2 separate regions of the Mus musculus genome follow, and region 2 is linked to region 1. Evidence: chromatin loops called from intact Hi-C (ENCODE). Cell type or tissue: left cerebral cortex. All regions are shown on one strand. Links, peaks and the distances in the headings refer to the core of each region. The heading gives the core; the rest is flanking DNA.

Region 1 (11,382 bases), core at 4,145-6,644:
TGAGAAGATATCTTGAGAAGCATCCAAGCTTTCCCCAACATTCATGTCTGGTGGCTCACAACCACCTGTAACCCCTGCTCTTGGGCATCTAACACGTGGCTTAGGGTAGTTGTACTCAGGTGCCTATGACCATTCATGAGCATGCATGAATACACAGTACAGAAAAAGATACTTTAAAGAAGTGATCAGGCAGTTTGGGCTCCAGTGATAGAGACCAGAAGTGTATGCAAGTTGTTGGCCAGGGTGGGCATGGGCAAGGGGCACTTGTTTCTCTGATTTAAGTTTTGGTCTGAGTCTCGGCTCTTCCACTCATCCTGGTCCAACACCTTTGATCAGTTGATGGCTGGGCAGAGTCCCAGCTGCCAGTTGCACACATACTAGGGAGGTGGGGACTGTCTCCATGAAAAGTTCCAGTTGGAGAGAGACAAAGAGAGGTCAGAAGTACCCTAGATTCAAGTTACAGAAGAAAGAAAAGGCAGTAGGCTGTGGAGTGTGGAGTTAGTTCCAGCTACTCTAAAAACCAGCCAGATATGTAACTTTCATTTTCTCAAAGTCTACTTTTTAATGGAGGCTCTTAAATGCTTTAACCTCCCTTTTAGCCCACCATCCACTAGAGGTAGTAGAAAAGAAAGGATACAGGGGAAATGGACCTGTTTAGAAATGGTTCTTTGGGGCTGGTGAGCTGGCTCAGCGGATAAGAGCACTGACTGTTCTTTCAAAGGTCCAGAGTTCAAATCCCAGCAACCACATGGTGGCTCAAAACCACCAGTAATGAGATCTGACACCCTTTTCTGGTGCATCTGAAGACAGCTACAGTGTACTTATTTATAATAATAAATCTTTAAAAAAAAAAAAAGAAAAAGAAAGAAATGGTTCTTTGGAGCAACTCCCATCTATGTTCTCAGGAAATCTGTAGCAGTTCACAGGAGGCAGCAGCGACAGCTCGATCTATTCGCAAACACTTGATGGATATGCCAGCAGTCCAGTTCAGTCAAACACAAATCAGCAGTGGGGGCCCAACCTAGCAGGAACAGCCAGGCCTCAGCCTTGGCATAAGTCAGCCTTGGGGACCAGGAAGAATACCAGAAGTTCTTGGCTGTGTCTCTCAGGGAAGCAAAGATTAGTAGACTCGAAATCCACAAGCATTGCACAACTAGCTCTATAAGCAAGCCAAGTTCAGCCTCCTGCACTGTCTGTAGAGTCCTATTTATACCCTCCAAACATGGAGGTCTTGTCCAAGCACCTGCGTCTGAATCAGCTGACATCACTCTCTCAATCAGCCCGAGTCCAAGGAAGTGACAAAAAAAGCCTCGGCAAACAATCAGAAGTTTTTTTGGTGTGTTTCTCTCCTTGGAGTCCCAACAAATGGAGCTCAACTATACAATGTAAGGCGAACCAATACATGCCTGTTGTCATCACGTGTCCTTTCAGATGCCTGCTTTAGCAGGACATCCTCTCTCCTGTGTCTGCTTCAGTGAAACGTTCCTTCACAAGTGTGCCTTAGCCTTTCACCAGTGTCCACTTCAGGAAAACACTCTTTCATGTGTTTGCCCCAGCAAAGCACCATCCCACAGAAGTGACTCTCTAAAGAACCCTTAAGTTTCCACTTGACATACCTTTGGTAGTTTATACCGAACAATTCCCCATAGTGGTGCAGGGTGGAAGGCCAGAATAAGGTTTGGGCAGATTTTGTATCTGAGAGGATGTGTTTCCTGGTTCATAGATGGCACCTCCTCCCATTGATGAGTGGAGAGTCATGAGGCTTCCTGCCTACTCAAGGCCACACATCAGCCATGTTGGATGTGGGGTTCCAAATGGGAACATGGGGAACGCATTCAAATCATAGCTGATGTGGAAAGGGTTAAATGAGTGCTAGGGAAAGGCCGGTCTCAGACTGGAGGCCATGTGGGCAGAGAACAGTGGGTAAATAGACAAACCTGGGAAAGCCTGCTGCATTTGAAGTGGAGTTTGGGTGAGATGCTTTCTGGGTGAGTGTCCAATTGCTAGGACATAAATCTAGATCAGGAGGTGGTGACCTTGCCACCATGAAGAGTGATCCTATCCCCAACATGAACCTATGGGGCCAGAGAGATGTTCAATTCCCAACACCCACATCAGATGGCTCACAACCACCCAGAACTCCAGTTTCAGGGGATGGAAACCCTCTTCCGACCTCCATAGCACCCCACACACATACACACACATAAATAAGAATTGCTTTTAAAAATACAGACCTAGCCAGTAAAGAGGCAGTGCTGAGGAACAAAGCACTGACAGAAACTTCAGACGCCGGCGTCTGCCTGCTCCTGAAGGCAGACTTCCTATATTAGCCAGTAATTCCCTTTCGTAAAGAAGCTCTTGGCTTGGTAGGAAGTCTCTATTTAATAAGCCATTGAAAAATGAACAGGGTGTAGTGGCACACACCTGCAATGCCCCAGCACTTTTGGTAGTAGAGACAGGAGAATCCAGAGTTCAAGGTCAGGGCAGAGGAGATGACTCTGGGTGAAGCTGTTGCCTTGGAAACAAGGATCCTGAGAATCTGACTTTGAAGAATACTTCCCCCAACGAGGGGCCCGAGAGAAGAAAGATTACATCCCTAACTGGGAATACTGTGAGAAATGTGTAGCACAGGGAGCAGACGGAAGTCTAACCAGCAGTGATGTAGACAGCTGACATTCCGCACTGAGCCCCAGTGCTGCAGACAGCAACCAGGAGTGGACTGAAGAGGTTAGAATGTCTCCATGCTGTGGTTACAGCAAAATAAAGCTACATCTGTTCAAAAGCTACGGGTGAAGAATATAGAAAATGTGGAAGCACGTGACACTGGTGGGGAATCGATGGAGGGTCTCCACGTGGAGGTGAGGAAGGGGCTTTCCCACCTGGCAGTTACACTTCATGGCAAGCGGGCATACACAGTACAGAGGAGCAGGAAGACACACACTCGGGAGAAACTGAGTCTCTAAGCTATGCAGATAGAAGAGATTGGTGCTTTCATGTTTCTGACCATGTTTTTATAATGAGCATAAGTTACCTGACCAAAAAATTTCATGCATACATAAAGATGCCAAACATCACTGCCAAAAACTCAAGCAGCTACTGTCCCCCTTTTGGATGGGAAAATGTCACAGGCTGCTCTGTTGGCAGGGAAGCCTGGCTTCAGCTGTCCCAGTGGGACAGTGAAGGGACGAGGTAACACATGAGGTCCGTTTTCCTCAATCTTGGACCCCACCCAATCTCAACTAGTTATTGGTTCATGGTATTTCCTGTCTGCTTAGGAACCTGGGTGCTTTGGCAAAGGGAGCCAACTAGAGTCTTCTTTGGGACTTACATATGTGGTTGCTAGGTAGAACATCTCTGAGCAGGTGGTAACCATGTGAACTGCCGCAAGTTCTCAGGGCTGAAGGGATGGCTCGGCAGTTAGGAGCATATACTTACTGTTCTTGCAGAGGACCCGACTGCAGTTCCCAGCACTCATGTCGGGGTGGCTCCCAACCATCTGTAACTCCAGCCCCAGGGCATCCAGTGCCCTGTTTTGCCTTTCTTGAGTATCTGCACCCTTGGGCACATTACCATACATAGACACACACATACATATAATAAAAAATAAAAACCTTAAAAAAAATAAAACTTTGTACCATGTTGTGGTGGTGCACACTTTTCATTCCAGCTTAGCAGGCAGAGGCAGGCGAGTCTCTGTGAGTTCGAGGCCAGCCTAGTCTACAGAGTGAGTTCCAGGACAGCCAGAACTACACAATGAAACCCTGTATTGAAAAGCAAAAAATAAAAAACAAAAATAAACTTTAAAAAACTTTGCTTAAGGGGGCTGGAGAGATGGCTCAGTAGTTAAGAGCACCGACTGCTCTTCCAGAGGTCCTGAGTTCAGTTCCCAGCAACCACATGGTGGCTCACAACCATCTGTAATGTGATCCGACACCCTCTTCTGGTGTGTGTGAAGACAGCTACAGGGTACTCATAATAAATAAATAAATCTTTTTAAAAAATGCTTAAGCTATTTTGATTCTGTATATGAAAGAGTCCAGGCAAATTCATTATGGCAACAATAGTGATCATTATTGCTGACCCAGTACATACCATGTATTAATATCACCACATGCAATGGACTGTTCTAACCTTGTTCAGGGTACTGAGTGATTTAACTACCAAATGGCCACCTAGATTGTCAGAGAACTGCTGGAGCCAGAGACACTAGGCATGGAGGTCAGCAGGGAGGAAGGGGGCTTGAGATGAGGGTGGGCCCAGGGGGAGTTCTCTTCAGAGAGAGAGGATGCAGGCCTCAAGGACCAGCCATTAAAATGGGAAGAAGAGGGAGAGTGAGATGGATCCCTGGGTAAAGACACTTGTCACTATGCCTAGCTCCCTGGGACCCACATGATAGAAAGAGAATGGACTCTCAGAGGTTGTCTTCTGACAGCCACGCAAAACACCACAACATATGCACGCCCACAATATGGACACACACATGTACACGTGCACAAACACAGATAAGTTCAGTTGAAAAGAAATATGTACAGCAAAGGACCAGTTATTTTTTTTATGACACATTTAATATGCTCACATAAGAAATACCAAAGAATGAAGGTTGACTTCTCTGGAGTTGGGACATGGTGCTGAGCATAATTAGTAGCATGAACATAGCATTAGTAGCATTTAATTTTGCTGGGAGTGGCTTCTTTTATGAAACACGGGGGTTATACATCATTATCTACAAGGCAAGTGTGAAACCTAAATTACAGATCCAAATTTGCTTATTTTATAAAAGAAGGGAAGAGAAATGAGATTTTACTTGGTGTGTAATGGGATCCGCGTGAGACAGAAATGGAGACAGGAAGGACCTGTGAGCATGCCACTGCTATACCAGATTTGTCCCCTTAGCTGTCCAGTTATTATTTTTAAAAGGGAGAGAAAGACAGGCCGGGCAGGGAGTCTGCAAGCCTGCGCAGAAAGCCCTGAGCTATGAACGCCCACGGAGGGCAGGGAGTTAGATGGTTACAGGTCCAGGAGGGGTACGGTGACACATGCTTGTGATCCTGGCAATGGGACACTGAGACAGGAAATTCAAGGCTTCGCGGCCACCTGGAGCTACAGAGCAAGGCACTGTCCCAAACACAGGTAAGAAAGGGGACCAGCCTTCCCAGGAAGGCTGGGCGGGCTCCCCCACCCCCACCCCCGTGCCAGAAGCTTCTGGAATTTTGATTCATGGTACAGCTCCTTCTGGCCAGGCTCCACGCAGCCCCAACTCTTTCATAGTGAAGTCCACCTACCACATCCTTGAAGGTCACCAAGTGTGCAACGATGGAGAAGATAAACCAGTATCTAACCAGCAGCACATCGGAAGAGTCTTTCCCCGCTGCTTTTCTGCCCTCTGCTGGGAGGCCTATAGAAGGTACTTTTTTTTTTTTTTTTTTCTATTTCTTTTTCTTCTTTTCCTTTTGGAAATGGCCTCACAATATAGCCGTGGCTGGCTAGATTCAAAGTGATCTTCCTGCCTCTGCCCTTCAGCACTGGCATTAAAGGTGTGCACCACCATGCCTGGCTCTACCTCTTCTTGGCACTCACTGTCTGGAAACTCTCACAGTCGCTACGTGAATGGGTGAGGTGCTAATCCACCCTTAGCTGAGCTGTGGAGCATTGCACACGACAGCTGCATGACACACACATGCTATCAAGCCTCTGTCGGTGTGCAAGATACACGAGGAAGTCCAGTGTTCCCCAGGATCCAGTCTCTGATGCCACCCCAAGATCCTGCCCCAGGGATGAGGCTCAGGGATGAACACAAATATCCTACTCCACTTACTGGGTGACATGAAGTCTGCTAGACTTTGTCCTGAGGTCTCATCTCAGAGCATGCTGCCCCTGCCCTCCCAACTCCCCACAGTTCCCAGCAGTAAAAGTTCCCCCTCACTGTGGCTCTTCCCTAAGGAGTGGAGGGTAAAAGAATCTCACAGCATACATGGAAGACAGTATTCACTGGGGTGGGGGGGTCACCTCGGCCAAGGGAGCCCAAACTCACTTGTATTGGTTCTAAAGCTGACCTGGTGTACAGGGTCTGGAGTATTCACAGACTCGCTGTACATAACTTGAGATTACTTTGAAATGCAGGTCCTCCTTTCCTTCGCCTTCCAAGTGCAAGAATTACATGCTTGCGCCAGACACCCTATTTACACAGAGAAGGCACTGGGCCCAGAGTTTCCTGCATGCTATGGTGCACTCTACCATCCAGCCCCAGAGTGAGTTTCCTGCATGCTATGGTGCACTCTACCATCCAGCCCCAGAGTGAGTTTCCTGCATGCTATGGTGCACTCTACTATCCAGCCCCAGAGTGAGTTTCCTGCATGCTATGGTGCACTCTACCATCCAGCCCCAGAGTTTCCTGCATGCTATGGTGCACTCTACCATCCAGCCTTTTTGTGGGTTCTGGGAGTGGAACTCAGATCCTCAAGCTTGCAAGGCAAGGACTCCACTGACTGAGCCATTTCCCTAGCCTGACCTTGAACCGACCTTTCTTAGCCAACTCCCATGCGCTGCGATTCCAGGTGGACACCAGCTCTCTCAGCTTATTCCAGGCTGGGGATAGAACCTAGAGTTTTGTGCATGGGAGGCGATCTTTCTATCAATAATACATTTTATTGGGATAAATGTAAGGGTGTTTGGGGTTTCCCTCTTTTCTTTTCTTTTCTTTTTTCTTTTTTCTTTTCTTTTCTCTTCTCTTCTCTTCTCTTCTTTTCTTTTGTTTTTTTTCTTTTCTTTTCTTTCTTCTTCCCTTCTGCAATTTTCCCACTGAACTCTGCCATTACCCTTACTTCATGGGAATTTCCCAGGGACATGAACAATGGATAATTAAATTGTGCTGAAATTATAACGTGATGAGGACTTCTAGGGAACACAGTCTGGGAAGGGGAGACAGACAGTTATTAAAGAATTACACCATGGCAATTATCACAGCTTTGGTGCAGACATCCCAGGGGGATTCCTGTGGGAACCCAGGGAGGCAGCTGACAACTTCCCTGGGCTGGGTGAGAGTGAGAGAAGGCTGGCAGCCAGAGAATCTAAGGGGCTTTTACAGCCTGGCTAGGCAAGGTATGCATGCCTGCAATCTCAGCACACAGCAGGCTCAGGCAGGGGGATGGCTGAGAGTTGGAGGCCAGTGTCAATTACATAGTGATTTTGAAGTCAGCCTAGGCTTTATAGTGAGCTCCAGGCTAGTGTGTGTTACAAAGTGAGTTCCAGACCAGCCTAGCCTAAAGTACTGGACTCTACAAAACCAGGCATTAGAGATCCAATGCAGAAGTTAAGGGCACTGTACCGCTGGTGAAGAGGACTCCAAGTTCAAATCCTAGTACCCACACTGGTCGGCTCACAACTCTAAACCTTCAACACCACAGGGTCTGTCACAGTCTTCTGACCTTTGAAGACACCTGCTCCCTGGTTGGGATCAGAAGTCTAGCCCTGTTCTCTCTTTGGCTCAGCCATTGGCTGATCAGCTTTTATTGACAAGTCAGAGAATAAGTGGGGAGCAGTGTTTACACAACTTGCAGGCAGGAGAGTCTTAGGATAAGCATTACAAGGCCATGTACAAGGAAATCGGTGTTTGAATAATACAAGGATAACCTTGACACAGGGCACGATAACAATATGACTACAATACTGCACATATGGCCTGGTTCCAAGAGGCCAAGAAGGGAGAAAAATTTTTTTTTACAAAGCTGCAAAGCAAGGTCCGCAGTGATCTATTATGAATCTTAAACACAGACCCATCTCCCCTGATTTCGAATAATGTCGTTCTTCTCCCTTGGTTGACTGAAGTATTGTATTTGGCAGTACAAGGACTGCCAGTTTTCAATACTGCCGCCACCTCTCCTACGCTAATCTGTACAACTTCCTCCTTGACCATTTCCTGTTGTGCCATCCTTCTCTCTTTTTTTTTTCTTCTCTGTTCTAAGGGCTTCTATAGTAAACCATTCAAATCTCAGAGTCATGAGAACGGTGGGTTTTTGTTGTTTTATACCCATGCATAATGAGTACATAGGCCAAGGAGAACAGTCCAGCCCGCCCTGGGTGACACTAGACTGAACAGAACAGGCTGTCCGAGCAGTGTCTGGCCGTGCATTGCTCCATTTTGTAAAGTAGTTGGTTTGGCTTGAGTTACTCCATTTTCAGCACAACTGGCACAACACGTGCTTGTATCTAGAAGCAAATAGCTTCTATCTGTCAGCACAGGAGCCACCGGTTGTTTATCTAAGACAGTTAAGAAATCAATCCACACCGGGCTGTGTTGGCATGAGCCTTTAATTCCAGCATTCAGGAGGCAGAGGCAGGTGGATCTATAAGTTCGAGGCCAGCCTGGTCTACAGAGAGAGTTCCAGGACAGCCAGGGCTACACAGAAAAACCCCGTCTCCAAAAACAAACAGCCACTCAAAACAAACCAAAACCAAAACCAAACCACATCTGTAGCTAAGTTGGTAGAGTGCTTGTCTGGCTCACAGAAAGCCGTGGGTTCGATACCAGCACTGCATAAACTGGGTGTGGGGTGCATGCTTGTCGTCCCAGCACTTGGGAAGTGGAGGAAGGAAGGAAGATCAGGCGTTCAAGGTTATCCTCTACTACATATTGAGTTTGAAGAGAGACTGGGCTACAGAAGACCCTTCTCAGCAAAGAAACTCATGAAAGTTATGAACCCCAAGCCTAAGATGCTGCCAAGCTCCTGGAGTAACTCAAGACAGTCAGAGTGGCAGCCAGTCAGGAGATGACAAGGCGGGGGACATTGGTTCCCATGTTTCTGCAGTCTATCTGTTGTCAAGGAGACCCAGTGACGCCCCCCCCCCCCCAGCTTGAAACTCCCACCTACCGCCACCGTCCTGCGGGACGCATGCGCAGGCTGCAGTCCGGACTTAGGTAGAAGCCCACGGTCCAGTCTACACGTTCAACTGGGACTCTGCAATGACAAGCTGGGCTGAAGCTTTAGCAAATTGGAAATTGGTGTTGGCACACACATGTTTTTCCAGCCTTTAAGAAAACTGCACGGGATGACGAACTCCACGGTCACAGACACTCGCGCAAGAGCGGAGACCTTTGGGAAAAAGTTTCCAGCGCCAAAAAGCCCTGAACTATGTCAACTCCTTCCCTCAACCTTTTCTTGTTTGCTTGTTTTGTTTTGTTTTTTGTTTTTTTGTTTTTGTTTTTTTGTTTTTTTGAGACAGGGTTTCTCTGTGTAGCCCTGGCTGTCCTGGAACTCACTCTGTAGACCAGGCTGGCCTTGAACTTTTAAAAAAAGATTATTTATTTATTTATTTATTTATTATATGTAAATACACTGTAGCTGTCTTCAGACACACCAGAAGAGGGCATCAGATCTCATTACAGATGGTTGTGAGCCACCATGTGGTTGCTGGGATTTGAACTCAGGACCTCCGGGAGGGCAGTCAGTGCTCTTACCCGCTGAGCCATCTCACCGGCCCCTCCCTCAGTTTCTTTTGCTTGCTTTCTCTTCTCTCCCTGCATGCTTGCCTCTCTCCCATCTCCTTATCTCCTTCTGTCTGTCCTTTTGTTTCTTTTGATTCCTTTTAAATGGTTTCATTTTATGCTTGTTGCTACTGTGCTCTTTTCTCCACTTATACAGTTCAAGATCTCATCCAGGGAACAATGCTCCCCATGGCCAGCAAATCCTCACACCACAGTGCTCCCTATGGCCAGCAAATCCTCACACCTCAGTTTATGCGCTCAAGATGTCTGTCGTACGAATGCCCAGAGGCCTACGTTACACGAGGTTCTAGATACTGGCAAGTTGACAGCACTAACCATCACATCCTGTCTTTAAAAAAAAAAAAGCCAAAGACAGCCCTCTCCACCCCTAAAAAGGTAAGAAGAACCGAGTATACACTCAGAGGTGGGATGCTTGCCTCCACACAAGGCAGTATGTTTAATGACCAGAACTACACACAGAGAGAGCACTTATTAAAACCACAGGGTCAGGTGTCCACAGGGAATGTACAGACATTAAAGAATTCACACAGATTTTATTAAATTTATTTTCCTTTTACAAACACCAAAGTCTCTGGCCTACTTCAGCAGGAGTTTCCGGTTTTGCCTGTAGGTACAAGCCCTGGTCAGAAGGAAGAAGAAGAAGAAGGTTAAAGTGGGTCAAGTGGGCATGCCTGCTGTTATGGCAGTTGAGAGGGTTGAGACAGGAGGATTGTCCTGAGTTCCAGACTAACCTTGGTTACAGAGTGAGACCATATCTCAAAAAAATCCAAACACTTGGGTTGTGAGGTGGCTCACAAGGTAAAGAAAGCTGCCAGTAAACCTGCCAATCAGGATCTGTACCTCAGGACACACATAGTGACGGTGAGACCAGACTAGTGCATCGTCCTCTGACCGCCACAGGCCTGTGACTCTAGTGCATCGTCCTCTGACCGCCACAGGCCTGTCTTGGTATGCATGTGCTACACTACACACACACACACACACACACACACACACGCACACACACACACAAGAGAGAGAGATGGATGGATGGGTGGGTGTGTGGGTGGATAGATAGATAGATGATAGATGGCAGCTAGCTAGATGATACATGGATATATTGATGAAGGATAGCTAGCTACCTAGAGAGATGACAGATGGATGAATGTATAAGTAGATGGATAGATAGGTGATAGATGAGATGGATTGAGATTGAGAGATGGGGGAAGACAGAGGTCAGAACTGACCCCGCACATCAGAGGCTCAGCCAGAGATACCATTGTTTCTGGTCAGGACTGGGAGACTATGGAATCAAGGGAACCAGGATCAGGGATGGATGGACAGAAGGAGAAATAACCCAAGGACAGAGGCCAAGTACCATGATGGAACAGCACCCCCTCCCAGAGCTACGCCCCTCACTTTCCCACTTCCCAGCTTCGCCCAAGTGGCCCTTTTGGAAATAAGTCTTTGCCAGTGTAATTAAGACAAGATGACATCACTGTGGGTTTAGATCTAGCCTGTATCCAAACACTGGGGTCATTATATGAGAAAGGCAAGGCCTCTGTGAGTCTCAGACAGAAAACAAAACACCTACCTAATGAACGGACACCTAGATGTCCCTTGCTGGGACTCACACTAACGGCAAAATGAGGCTGTGGATATGACATGGTGGGACAAGTGCTTCTTAGCACACTGAAACTTGGAGCCACCCCTACCTCTAAATGACGTAGGCATGGTAGTGCACACATGTAAGCCCGCCCTAGGGAGCTGGAGGCAGGGACATCAGGAGTTTCAGGTCATTCTCAGCTACACCATGAGACTGAGTTTGAAACTAGCCTTGGCTGCATGAGACCCTGGCCCCTAAAATCAAAGTGGGAAAAAAAAGGCAAATTATAAGAGGA
Region 2 (11,382 bases), core at 5,731-8,230, 54 kb after region 1:
CAGAGTGAGAGATGAACGGGATGTGGCCAGAGGTGACCTGCGTCCTGCCGCCTCCCAGGTAGCCAGGTTAACAAATCTTTCTGCTTGCCATCTTCTGAGATACCAAGACTGGGCTTTCCAACCTGCTGCCCGAGGGCCACAGTCACCCTGTGTATATGAATAAAGCTTTATTAAGACATGAACCCATCCATCCATTTACTCCCTCACCTCCACCTCTTATCAGAGCCAGATAGTTATAGCCCAAACCTTGATAAAGCTGGGGAGTTTCTTTTGGAGGGTGGGGATAGCTTAATGTACCATCGATAGACATAAGACCCAACAGCCCCCTGTCCCAACAAGGAAGTTGAAAAAACATGAACAAAAAGAGCCTATGCTGGACACTCTAGGGAGTCAGAAATCCTGTGACATGCCATCCCTGCTTTGGTACCCAGAAGAGAGTGTGACACTCTTCAAAGCTTCCAAAGCTTCGGGGAGTCCGGGGTCATATTGAGGAGTCCTCGGGGTACTGCTTTGTAGAACCCGATGGGTATGGAGTACCTTTCCCAGTCCTTGTGCCAGAGGATTGGAAACATTAAACGAATTCTTAGGCCAGAGTCTGACCCATCGCTTCTGACAAATTGAGACAGAAAACTATGTTCCCTTGACTCCAGCTCAGATGTGTGGACCACGGACAACTGCTTGAGTCCCATCTCACGCCTTGCATATAGGAACCGAATCCTAGTGCCTCCTTTTGTCATTTTGAATGAGTCAGCTGAGACCTCCACAGTCTCCTCGTTAGGGTCAGGGTCTGTCGTGAAGTGCCTCATTAGCTCCAGGAACTGCTCAAGGGTGGGTGCAGAGTTACTATCCGTGGAAGACAGACTCGGAATTGTCTCCGTCTCAGTTTCTTCTGTCATGGCTGCAGCTTACTTGAGTGGCCTTCTTCAGATTAGCTGGGGAGTTTCTCATCTCTTGCTTTATGCAGGAAATCCAGCTAGCCCCAAACGGGAGCAATGCCCAGAACACAGTAGGCACTCTAAATATTTCTTTTTGCAGAGCAGGGCCTGCCACTTGTCCCTGAACCACAGGAGGCTGCCAACTCTCTCTGGTCCTGGGGCTACTTCCAGCCCAGAGTCACATGGACCAGAACAACAGCAACCAAAAATAATGCTGGCATCATCCGAGCCTTTGCCTTGGAGAACATTTACAGGCAGAAACACAAGCTCACCCCTTGCTCTCTGGAGTCCAAGGTCCCCCACCTTTTGTGCTCACTCAAAACTCTTTTGCACCATGGGGCAGCCATCCAACCCTGACTCCCCATCTTTTCTCCTTTCCGCTTCTGATTCGTGCTTGGGGGTGGGGTGGGCGGGCTCTATAAGTTCATGTGTCTAATTCTATGTTTTAGTTTCAAAATTAAAATGAAAAGGGGTGGGTTAATTACATAATTTTCAGAAATATTTGGAGTGTGCTTGTGTCATATCCAACCTGTGACTCTCTTGGTCTCTTTTCTGCCCTCTTTCCCTGCTCAGAGACTGATTTCCCACTTCTCACCACCACGGGGGTCCCTGGATGAGATTCAGGTCCTCAGATGAGGCAGCACACAGTTTTTCTGGCTGAACTATCCCGCATGCTCTTCTCTGCATTTGTTGAGACAGGGTCTCTGACTGAACCCCGCACATGCCAATTTAGCTCTCCTGGCTGACTAGTGAGCCCTGGGGACCCTCCTGCCTTTGTCTGCCCAGAGATTATCGGCTTGCACCTGGTTTGTTACATGGGTGATGGGGGTGTGGAGGAGGAGGGACTGGAAACCCAGTTCTTTGTTTTTGCACTGCAAGCACTTTACTGACTGAGCCATCTTCTTAGCTCTTATTTTTCTTTTCTTTCTTTCTTTCCTTTTTTTTTTTGTTTTTTTTGTTTTTTTGTTTTTTTGTTTTTTTTTGTTGTTGTTGTCGAGACAGGTTCTCACTATATAACCCTGGCTGTCCTGGAACTTACTATGTAGACCAGGCTAGCCTCAGATTCACAGAGATCTGCCTATTGCTGCCTCCCGAGTGCTGGAACTGAATGTGTGCGCCACCACTGCCTGGCCTTTTCTTTTTAGGGACACTATCTCACATAGCCCAGGCTAACCCAGCACTTCGGGTAAGCCCAGGTTGTCCTTGACCTGAAGGTCTTCCTGCACCCATCTCACAAGTGCTGGAATGACAGGCTTGAACTGCCACACACGAATCCCTTCTATTTTTTTTTTTTTGTGATATATATATATATATATATATAGTGAAACATATCATGTATGATTCTTATTTGTAATATATCTTAATCTAGAGTCTACCTGTGAGATAAAGCATGCAGTAGTTGTCTTTTTGAAGCTGTCTGAGATCCTTTAGCGTGATTTGCAGTCCCATCTATCTTCCCACAGAGAACATGATTCCTCGTTACAGTGGAATAAAGCTCCATTGTGTCTGCACCACATTCTCTATCTATTCATCGGTTGCTAGACATCTAGGCTGCTTCCACTTCCTGGTTTTTGTGAATAGAGAAGCAGTGAGCATGGATGAGCAGATGTGCCTGTGGTCTAAACCCTCAGCGTGCTCTAGGTGCACGTCCACATGTGGAGAGCTGCTCGGATGGTACTTCTAATTTTGGATTAGCTTTACAATGTAAAAAAAAAAAAAAAAAAAAGAGGTTATTATTTTAAGTGCATTTTTTGATGTGCATCTGTGTTTTGCCTACATAAGTAAAATTACTTTTTTATTTTATGCCTTTTATCTGTATGTATATATGCATGCCTGGTGCCTGCAAAGACCAGAAAAATGTGTTGAATGCCCTAGAATTGGAATCACAGATGGTTGTGTGCATTCATACAGATGCTACAATAGAAGCTGGGTTCACCACAAGAACAGCTGGTGATCTTAACCTCTAGGCTATCTCTGTTGCCCCTGGTTTTTATTTTGTTTTTGGTTTTTTTTTTTTTTAGATTCATTTTTTAAAATCTTTCTGTGAACCCGGCATAACAATGCACACCTTTAATCCAAGCAGAGGCAGGTGGATCTCTATGAGTTTGAGGCCAGCTTGGTCTGAAAAAGGAAATTCTAGGGCAGCTAAACCCTGTCTCCAAAAACAAAACAAAATGTTATGTGTATCTGTGTACACTTGCCTGTATTTATGTGCATCATGAGAGTGCAGTGCCGTTAAAGGCCAGAAGAGGGCGTCAGATAACCTGGACTGGAGTTATAGGTGTTTCTGAGATGGAACCCAATCTAGGACCTCTGCAAGAGCAGCGATCAGCTGAACAGCTGAGCTCTCTCCAGCTCAAATTTTTAGTTTTTTAAAAAACATTTAGGGGCAGAAGAGAAAACTTGGTGGTTAAGAACATGCACTGCTCTTGTGGAAGACCCCGGTTCAATACTCAGGATCCACTTGGCTGCAAACAATCACTTGTAATTCTAGTTTCAGGAAAGCTATGCTGTCTTCTGGTCTCCGCAGACACTACACAAATGTGCTGCAGACGAACACTCATACACATAAACTAAAAACAAATTGTTTTAATGTGTGTGCATGCACATACATGTCTATCTGTCTATGAGTGGGTGGGTATGTACATGGGAATACAGATGCCCCTGGGGCCAGAACGGGTGTCAGCTTGAAGCTGGAGTTACAAGTAGTTGTGGGCTGCCTGATGTGGGTGCCGGGAGTTGAACTTGGGTCATCAGGAAAATCAGCACATGCTCTTAATCACTGGGCCATCTCCCCAGCTATTTTTAGTTTTTAAGAATATGTTTATGAGCCGGGCAGTGGTGGCACATGCCTTTAGTTCCAGAACTTTGGAGACAGAGGTAGGCAGATCTCTGAGTTCAAGGCCAGCCTGGTGTATAGAGTGAGTTTCAGGACAGCTAAGGCTACACAGAGAAACCCTGTCTGGGAAAACTGAAAAATAAATAAAATAAATAAAAGGTACTCATTATTAGTGGGGAAGTATGTTTGTGCAGAGCAGCCACAACCACAGTGTATGTGCTCAGGGCAGAGAAAAATGTTCAGGAGTTGGTCCTGCGTGTCAGTAGGCTTGCCAACAGGCGACTTTCCCAGCGGAGTATTCCTGTCCCTCTCCTGTCTGTATGTGTTTGTATGTGCGCATGCACAAGCATGAGTGGGGTGCATGCTGCCACGGCACACTGTAGAGGTCAGAGGGCAGCATGGGGGGCTGGTTCTCCCACCACGTGGGTCATCAGGCTTGGTGAAAATTACCCTTTACCTTGATGCCATCTCAGTCCTCATTTGTTTTTCTGACAAGGCTTCCGTGTGTAGCCCTACCTGGCCCAGAACTCACTATGTAGACCAGCTGGTTGTTGCCTCCTGATGTGGGCCCAGGGGTTGAACTCTGTGAATGGGGTTTGGTGGCAAGCACTTCCCCCTGGTAAGTCATTTTGCTGGTCTGGTGTTTGTTTCTCAATGAGGGCCACTCTGGCTGGGGTGATGTGAAATCTTGAACTCTGGATCCTGCTGCCTCCACCTCCAAAATGGTGGAATTACAGGTGTGTGTCCCTTCACTCCGTTCATGTGATGCTGGGGACCTAACCCAAGGCTTCATGCATGCTGGGCAGGCACTGTACCAACTGAGCCTCAGACCCAGACAACATCTTTCATTTTTGTGTAGTATCTTAGCTCCTTGCTGGATTTCCCCACACATTCCAGGCTATTGCTTAGGTTCTCTAGACCCAGGTCATTCTGAGGGCTGGGATTAAGAAAGCTTTCATGGTCTATTTCTTTCTCTGGCCACACATGTCTGCGTGTTTCATTCACTGATTTCCCTATTTCAGCTTATTTACCCACGGGGAACCTCAGGAGAAGACCACACACAGATAACAACGGGCTCACAATATAACTGAGAGTATCCTGTAGGTGGTGGTGGTGGTGATGATGATGATGATGATGATGATGGTGTGTGTGTGTGTGTGTGTGTGTGTGTGCGTGTATCAAGGTCTCCAAGGAGACATATTGGGACTTTAACTCAAGCATGTATTCTGGATGGTGTAATGGAGGATGGCGAGAGGTTTAGAGGCAGGGGCATTCGTCCTTTGGACTTGATTCTTTGGTCTTGCCTTATCCCTGGTGGTATCATAGAGACAGGAATTGATCTCACTGAGGCAGCCCGGTCTCTGTGCCCACGCCTGTAAAATGTGTGCAGCAGCAGGACCAAATGCATAGAGCTGGTGGGTCCATGTTGTGGGATTTAATGTACAGTGAGAGCTTAGAACTGTGTGTGTTCTCACTAAATGTTAGCAGGCATTAGAGTGGCATGGGTTTGCAGATCAGAGAAAATCCCCGGCAACCAAAGCCTGCTAAGCCATGTGTGGTGGTGCATACCAGTCATTCCTACACTCAGGCGGCAAAGGCAGAGCGATCAGAAGTTCACAGTCATCCTCTGTTATGCAGGTAGTCTCACCTCCCCTTAGGCTGAGCAAGCAGAACTGAAGCTGCCTCTGCAACCAGGCCAGTAAAGACAGATGATGACATCACCAGTTGCTGGGTAGATTTAGCCTTGATGGAGTGGATGATATCCGTAGTTGGCAGGTACGGTTGGTTGGCTACAGACACCTGAGCTGTCATGTCCAAATGGACAATAGAGTGCCAGGATGGCAGAGCTGCAGAATGAAACCCTGTCTCCGAAGCAAAGAAGCAGGCCTGCAGCAGTGGCTCAGTGGTTAAGAGCAGAAACTGTTCTTCCAGAGGACCTGGGTTCAATTCCCAGTACCCACAGGACAGCTCAGAATCATCTGTAACTCCAGTTGCAGGAAATTTGACATCCTCTTCTGGCCTCCGACCGCACTGTATGCACACAGTACACATACATATATGCAGGTAAAAAAGCCATACACACACACACACACACACACACACAGAGAGCCATACACTCACACACATACACAAGGAAACAGCAAGTTTAGGAGACTGTTCAAAGCTGAGGCAGACCCAAGTGCTTAAGGGACTATGAAACAACACGAGCTAAGCAGTTGGAAGACAAGGTGGAGTGTATCTATGTGGTGAGGGCTTTGGGGACTTTGGTATTTACTTATCGTTTGTTTGCTGATTTATTTATTTTTGCAGTAAGGTGATGTAAACTTAGTGCTTTATAGCTCAAGTGCCCTATAACTGAGCCACATCTTAAGCCCTCTTTTTGTACTTTGAGACAGGGTCACACTAAGTTTCTCAATCACTTTGTTTAAACCCATGACCTCAACTCATTGCAGTCCTCCTGCCTCAGCCCGGCAATGCTAGCTAGGATGGTAGGTGTGGTCCTCCAGATGAGGTTGGGGTTTTTGCTTTGTTTTCTGAGACAGGGTCTCCTATAATCTAGGCTGGCCTAGAAATCTTTACATAGCTGTAGGATGACCTTGAACTCCTGATCCTCCAACCTCCAGTTCTCCAGGGCTGGAATGATTCTCTGGTGCCATCACTCCTGCTTTGCAAGGTGACTGGGTGGAACCCAGGGCTTCGTGCATGCTAGGCTAACCCTCTACTGAGTCTCCATATAAGGTCTCAATCGCACCAAGTTCAAGGCTTTAGTGAAATTACGTAGTGGAAACGCTTCACACATCTTTGAGCTCAATAAATGATTCTGACCCATCCACCTGCTTTGGGTCTGCTCACGGTCTGCACTCTACAAAAGCAGTTTCTTGGTGTGTGTCCTCACGCCGGCTCCCGGGGGACCCAGGCATTCCGGCCTCCCGCCGCCCCCTACGGGTGCGCACAAAGGCATCCATTCATGCCTGTTTACAAAGCAGCCCATTCACCCTGTCCCCTTGAACCAGCAGCTGCTGGCCGCTCCCCAAGCATCTCTATTGGTGCTTCCTGCTGGCCATCAGGCCCGGGTCCCGCCTACTGCCGCACATTCTCGGCCAGGTTCTTTTCCCACGCCTGGCACGCTTTGCCAACTTCTGATTGGCCTGGCGCGCCAGCCGCTCTTTTTGATTGGGCAGCACTGAGCCCCAGGGGCGAGGTCTGAGCGGGCCGCAGCAAGTGCTGATTGGTCTGTAATGCCTACCTGTGGGTGGGGCCGTCCACTGCAGGCCCCGCCTCCTTTTCTGTCCAGGCCGAGGCCTCTGGACCGCCCTGGGCGCCGGTGAGTGTCCGGGGACCTCCCCCCCGTGGTGCGCCCCAAGGGTTGGCCAGAGCCTGTCAGACCTGGGGAGGCCGGAGCCGGTGGGGTACAGCGGGGGGTCTTGGAGAGGGGTGGGTCAAGACATTCACCCTGGGTGCAAGCGACCCCAGGGTCAGGGAGAGGTAAGGGGAAGGTTGTAGTCACCCAGCCCGGATTCCCACCTTGTGCCAGACAGCCTGGGGTCATCTCTGACAGCGTCACACGGTCTGTTCTGCAGAAGGGGAAACTGAGGCAGTGCTTGGAACGTTGCATGATAGAACACCTGAGTCATGGTCTCCATTCCCCAGCTCTCAGGACTACCGTGTCAGATGTCAGAGGAGGAAAAAGCTGTGGACCAGAGAGAGAGGGGTCGCGACAGGCAGGGACAGGAACAGAGAAGGATGTGTTTGGCTGGGTGTCCCAGTTTGTTTTGATTTGACTTGGTTTAGTTAGTTGTTTTGGTTTTTTGTTTTGTTTTGGTTTTTTGTTTTTTTGTGAGTTTTTTTTGTTTGTTTTTTTTGTGTTTTTTGTTTTTTTTGGAGATAGCTTCTGAACTCACTGTGTAGACCGAGTTGACCTCAACCCCCAACCTTCCTGCCTGAGCCTCTCAAGGGCCGCGATGACAAGAGTGTGCCACCAAGCCTCACAATGGACATGGGCACTTTAATGTATAACTAAACTCCCCTCCAGTGTAGGAGAATGGATTTGAGGTAGGTTTGTGTGGTTTCCATCTCACAGAGAGTGAAGATATAGACTGGACCGAGGTGGGGAACACAGGGACCTGGTGTGCCTGGCCCTGTGGCTTTTTTTTTTTTTTAAACATCATAATAGTAATCAGGAGTTCAAGACCAGCCTCAGCTACATGATGAGTTCCAGGCGAGCCTGGGCTACTTAAGACCCTGTATCTGAAAAACAAAAAACAAAAATAAATTGTTCTGTAAGCCATACCTCTTAACACCTCTTAAGCCACAAGTTTATCGTAGGCATGATCACCCGATGTCTCCTCCTCGATCACCTTCTCGATTGAGGAGAAGACCCAAGCCTGAGGCTGGCATAGCATTTTGACATCATATCTGAGGATTGGGGCATCCCACTTCCAGGGTTCAGGAAACTGAGATTCTAAGAAAGAAAGAAAGAAAGAAAAAAAAAAAAAAAACCACGATAAAACAGAACAGAGACCTGGGTCCTTTTCCTCAAATAATTTTTGTTGATCTCATGAGCCTCAATTCCTAGCGAAGAAAGTGAAGGTTCAGAAGGCTGGAGGGAGATTCGAACCCTAGCATACTTAGTCCGGCTCTGTGCCAGCCCTTCACCTTTGCCCACAGCCGCCCACTTGGCAACAGGTTCTATCTTTGCTGGCTGCTGTGCCAGGCCCCGCCCCCCGCCCAGCCCGGCAGGTGTCAGGAGACGTCAGAACCCGGTCCTGCCTTCCTGACGGGAGAGGCCCCACCTCTTGCTGGACCGCAGAGCCGGCCTCACCTGGGTGCTGGAGAGGATCTGGACTCGGAGGCCTCCCCATCTCTACCGCCAGGCGCCCAGGTAGCCTCGGGATCCGCGGGATAAAGGAGCTATGCCATAGGGCGCTGGGTCGGGACGAGAGGGAGTTAGGATCCATGCTCCCAGAGCGATAATGAGCCAGGTACCCCAAGTCAGAGGGAAGAAGCTGAGCGTGGAACCCAGTGTCTGAGCGAGGAGAGCAGAGGTCTGGACCCTAGTGTCTAAAGGAGGAGGGCTGAGGTCTGGACTCATGTGTCTGAAGGAGGAGGGCTGAGGTCTGGACTCATGTGTCTGAAGGAGGAGGGCTGAGGTCTGGACTCGTGTGCCTGAGGGAGGAAAGCTGAGGTCTGGACTTCTGTACCTGAGGGAGAAGGGCTGGGGCCAGGATCCCAGGGTCTGAGGAAAAAGGACCGGGTCCTGACCAATCTAGGACTGAGGGAGGAGGCTGGGCTGGGGTCAGTACCCCTGGGTTTGTAGGAAGAGGTTGGGTTCTGGACCCCTGAATCTGAGAGAGAAACTGGGGTCTGGACGTCTGGGCCTGAGGGAGGAGAGCTGGGGTCAGGACCCCTGTGTCTGAGGGAAGAAGGTGGGTCCTGGCCCCTTGAGTCTGAGGGAGGAGGCTGGGGCAGGACGGGATCTATGTCACCCATTAGCTGAGGTCATAAGCTTGGTGCTGCCCCAGCCTCTGCCCAGGCGGGCGGGGCCCTGGCTGCTTTCCTTTTCCACACAGCTCTGTCTGCTCCTCCCAGGTGCTCTCACCTGCCTAAGTGACACTAATGAGTCCTGGCACCGCATTCCTGCTGCCTGAGGGAGGGGTGTGTGGCTGGGGCTCAGCCATTTGGGGCCAGGCCCTGGGCCCACCCTCTTGGCTTGGTTAACTTCCCTGAATCCCCACATCCCCACTTCCGACCCACGGCTGCAGCAAACCTCTCGACATCACCCGTGTCCAATGGAGACAGGGCTGGAGATCCCACTCCGGGGTTCTGGGCCTGGACTCTTGGTCTGAGGAGGCTTGCGGCTGCTCTTAAGCTGTTGGGAACAGCAGGGCTGTGAGGTACAAAGCCACCAAACTCTTCCTGGTCAAAGGCTACAGGGCTGGAGAGGAAGCAAGTGGGTGGGGTGGGTTAAAGTCCCTGGGATGGGGCTTGGCTCTGGGTGTATCTACCACACTGGAGCCTGGGGCGATCCTCGGCTCTTTGGGCTGACCATTTGTGGAGCACAGGGGGCCAAAGTGAGTGGGAACCAGGCTACTGAGGTTGGTGTGTGTGAGGAGGGCCAAGAGGGTCCCGAGGCAGAGGAGGTTTGCATGTGGGAGAGGCTCCTGGGGCAAGCTTGAGAGAACAAGATCTGGGAGGACACCTCTTGAACAAGCTGAGCGCTTGGATGGATGCCCCTAAGGTGTGTGTTGGAGGTGCCATTAGCCTGGTACACAGAAGTGAAAATGGAAAGCAGAGATGCAGGTGTCTTCAGGTGTTGTCTGAGTGGGGATGAGGCGGTGGGTCAGTAGGGGCTGCTTGCTGTGGGCCATTTTCTGCAGGATATTGGACAACCCTGAATTGGCTGTGTTTCCTAGTCAGCATCCCTGGAAGTAGGGGGAAAGGCCCAGACACCCTGACTGCCTCTTGCAAGCTTTCTTAAAGAGTCTTGAGACTTAGCTGGGTCCATACCCCAAGACCTGCTGAAAGGCAGGGCCCCAGCAACTCGTGACAGGTTTCCAGAGCCTGGGCTCTGAAAGGCCTCTGAGAATGTTGACTGAACGTGAGAACGAGTGAATGCATGAAGCCAGAGAGACTTCAGGGACTGGGCAATCAACCTGTAATTATGGGGCAGGCACGACCGAGCGGTGCACAAAACGTCAGCCGTGCCCCACCTGGGCCCCATCTTAGAGTGTCAACCGTGGTGGCAACCTTTACTGTCCTTGCCACCTCACCTCCTGCCCTCTTCTCATTTCAGCTGCAGACACAAGGCACATTCCTGTCCCAGGGCCTTTGCTTTGTCCCTGCACCCCAGTAGCCTGCTGGTTAGAGTCACTCAGGTCTTTAAAGACCTGAGTCTTTAGGGAAGGGTTCTCCAGTCAGTCCAGTTAAAAATGTGAACACAGTCCCAGCCCCAGCAGGAGGTATAGTTCCCCTGCCCTATACCTCCCACAGCCATTTATCACCATTTAAACCATTTGCATGTTTATAACAATGTATCTTTTTATTCTGTTTCTTGAGATGAGAATGGTATTTACTGTCTAGTATAAACAGAGCCCAAGCCATGAGTGTATTTAAGTTTTATAGTAACCACATTTGGGGGTGGGTACTGGAGAGGTGGCTGTGTGGTAACAGCTCTGGCTGGCTGCTCTCCCAGAGGATCTCAAGCCCCAGGACCTACATGATGGTTCAGAGCCAGCTATGCGTATCTACAGTTCTCGGGAATCCCTCTTCTGGCCTCCATGGATACTGGATGCATGTGGTATAAACATACCACATGCAGGCAAGCACCCTTACATGTAAATGTGGTTTTTTCTTTTTTATAAAAAAGTGGGGTATAGAGACTGCTGACGTTTTATAGCACTGATTGTTCTTGGAGAGAGCTGCAACCATAACACGTTGCTCCAGTTCCAGGGAGCTGCTGCCACCTTCTGACCACTGTGGGAACTTGCATACATGTGGTGCATATAATCTCAGCCAAGCACACATACACACAAATAATAGGTCTTTTACAGGAAGGTTATTTATATTACTTTAAACTGTGTGTGTGTGTGTGTGTGTGTGTGTGTGGTG

Evidence for each region. A loop is a pair of places that touch in the nucleus more often than their neighbours do. Peaks named below come from ENCODE experiments on the same cell type or tissue, not always from the same donor. Only the 100,000 strongest peaks of a DNase experiment are listed, where the experiment ranks them.
Region 2: it touches region 1 in a loop (5-fold over the local background); 1 of 42 quality-filtered maps calls a loop at or near these places.

Annotation. Positions count from the first base shown.
Region 1 is chr7:44,718,482-44,729,863 of GRCm38, reverse strand. Izumo2 (IZUMO family member 2) reads right to left here. Exons shown (of 7, transcript NM_001368390.1): 7 at 10,016-10,121. The coding sequence ends at 10,079. Among named protein-coding and RNA genes, the nearest start is that of Izumo2, 15 kb to the right of the region's middle. In left cerebral cortex, for the core only: a CTCF peak has its summit at 5,376 (motif pointing left); a DNase peak (open chromatin) is centred at 5,440.
Region 2 is chr7:44,666,517-44,677,898 of GRCm38, reverse strand. It overlaps Myh14 (myosin, heavy polypeptide 14), which reads left to right and starts at 7,056. Exons shown (of 42, transcript NM_001271540.1): 1 at 7,056-7,099. It overlaps 2310016G11Rik (RIKEN cDNA 2310016G11 gene), which reads right to left and starts at 9,666. Exons shown (of 5, transcript NR_152106.1): 1 at 9,542-9,666; 2 at 8,597-8,700; 3 at 8,066-8,236; 4 at 7,300-7,465; 5 at 1-147. In left cerebral cortex, for the core only: a CTCF peak has its summit at 6,718 (motif pointing left); a DNase peak (open chromatin) is centred at 6,881; H3K4me3 peaks cover 1,119 bases; H3K27ac peaks cover 1,150 bases.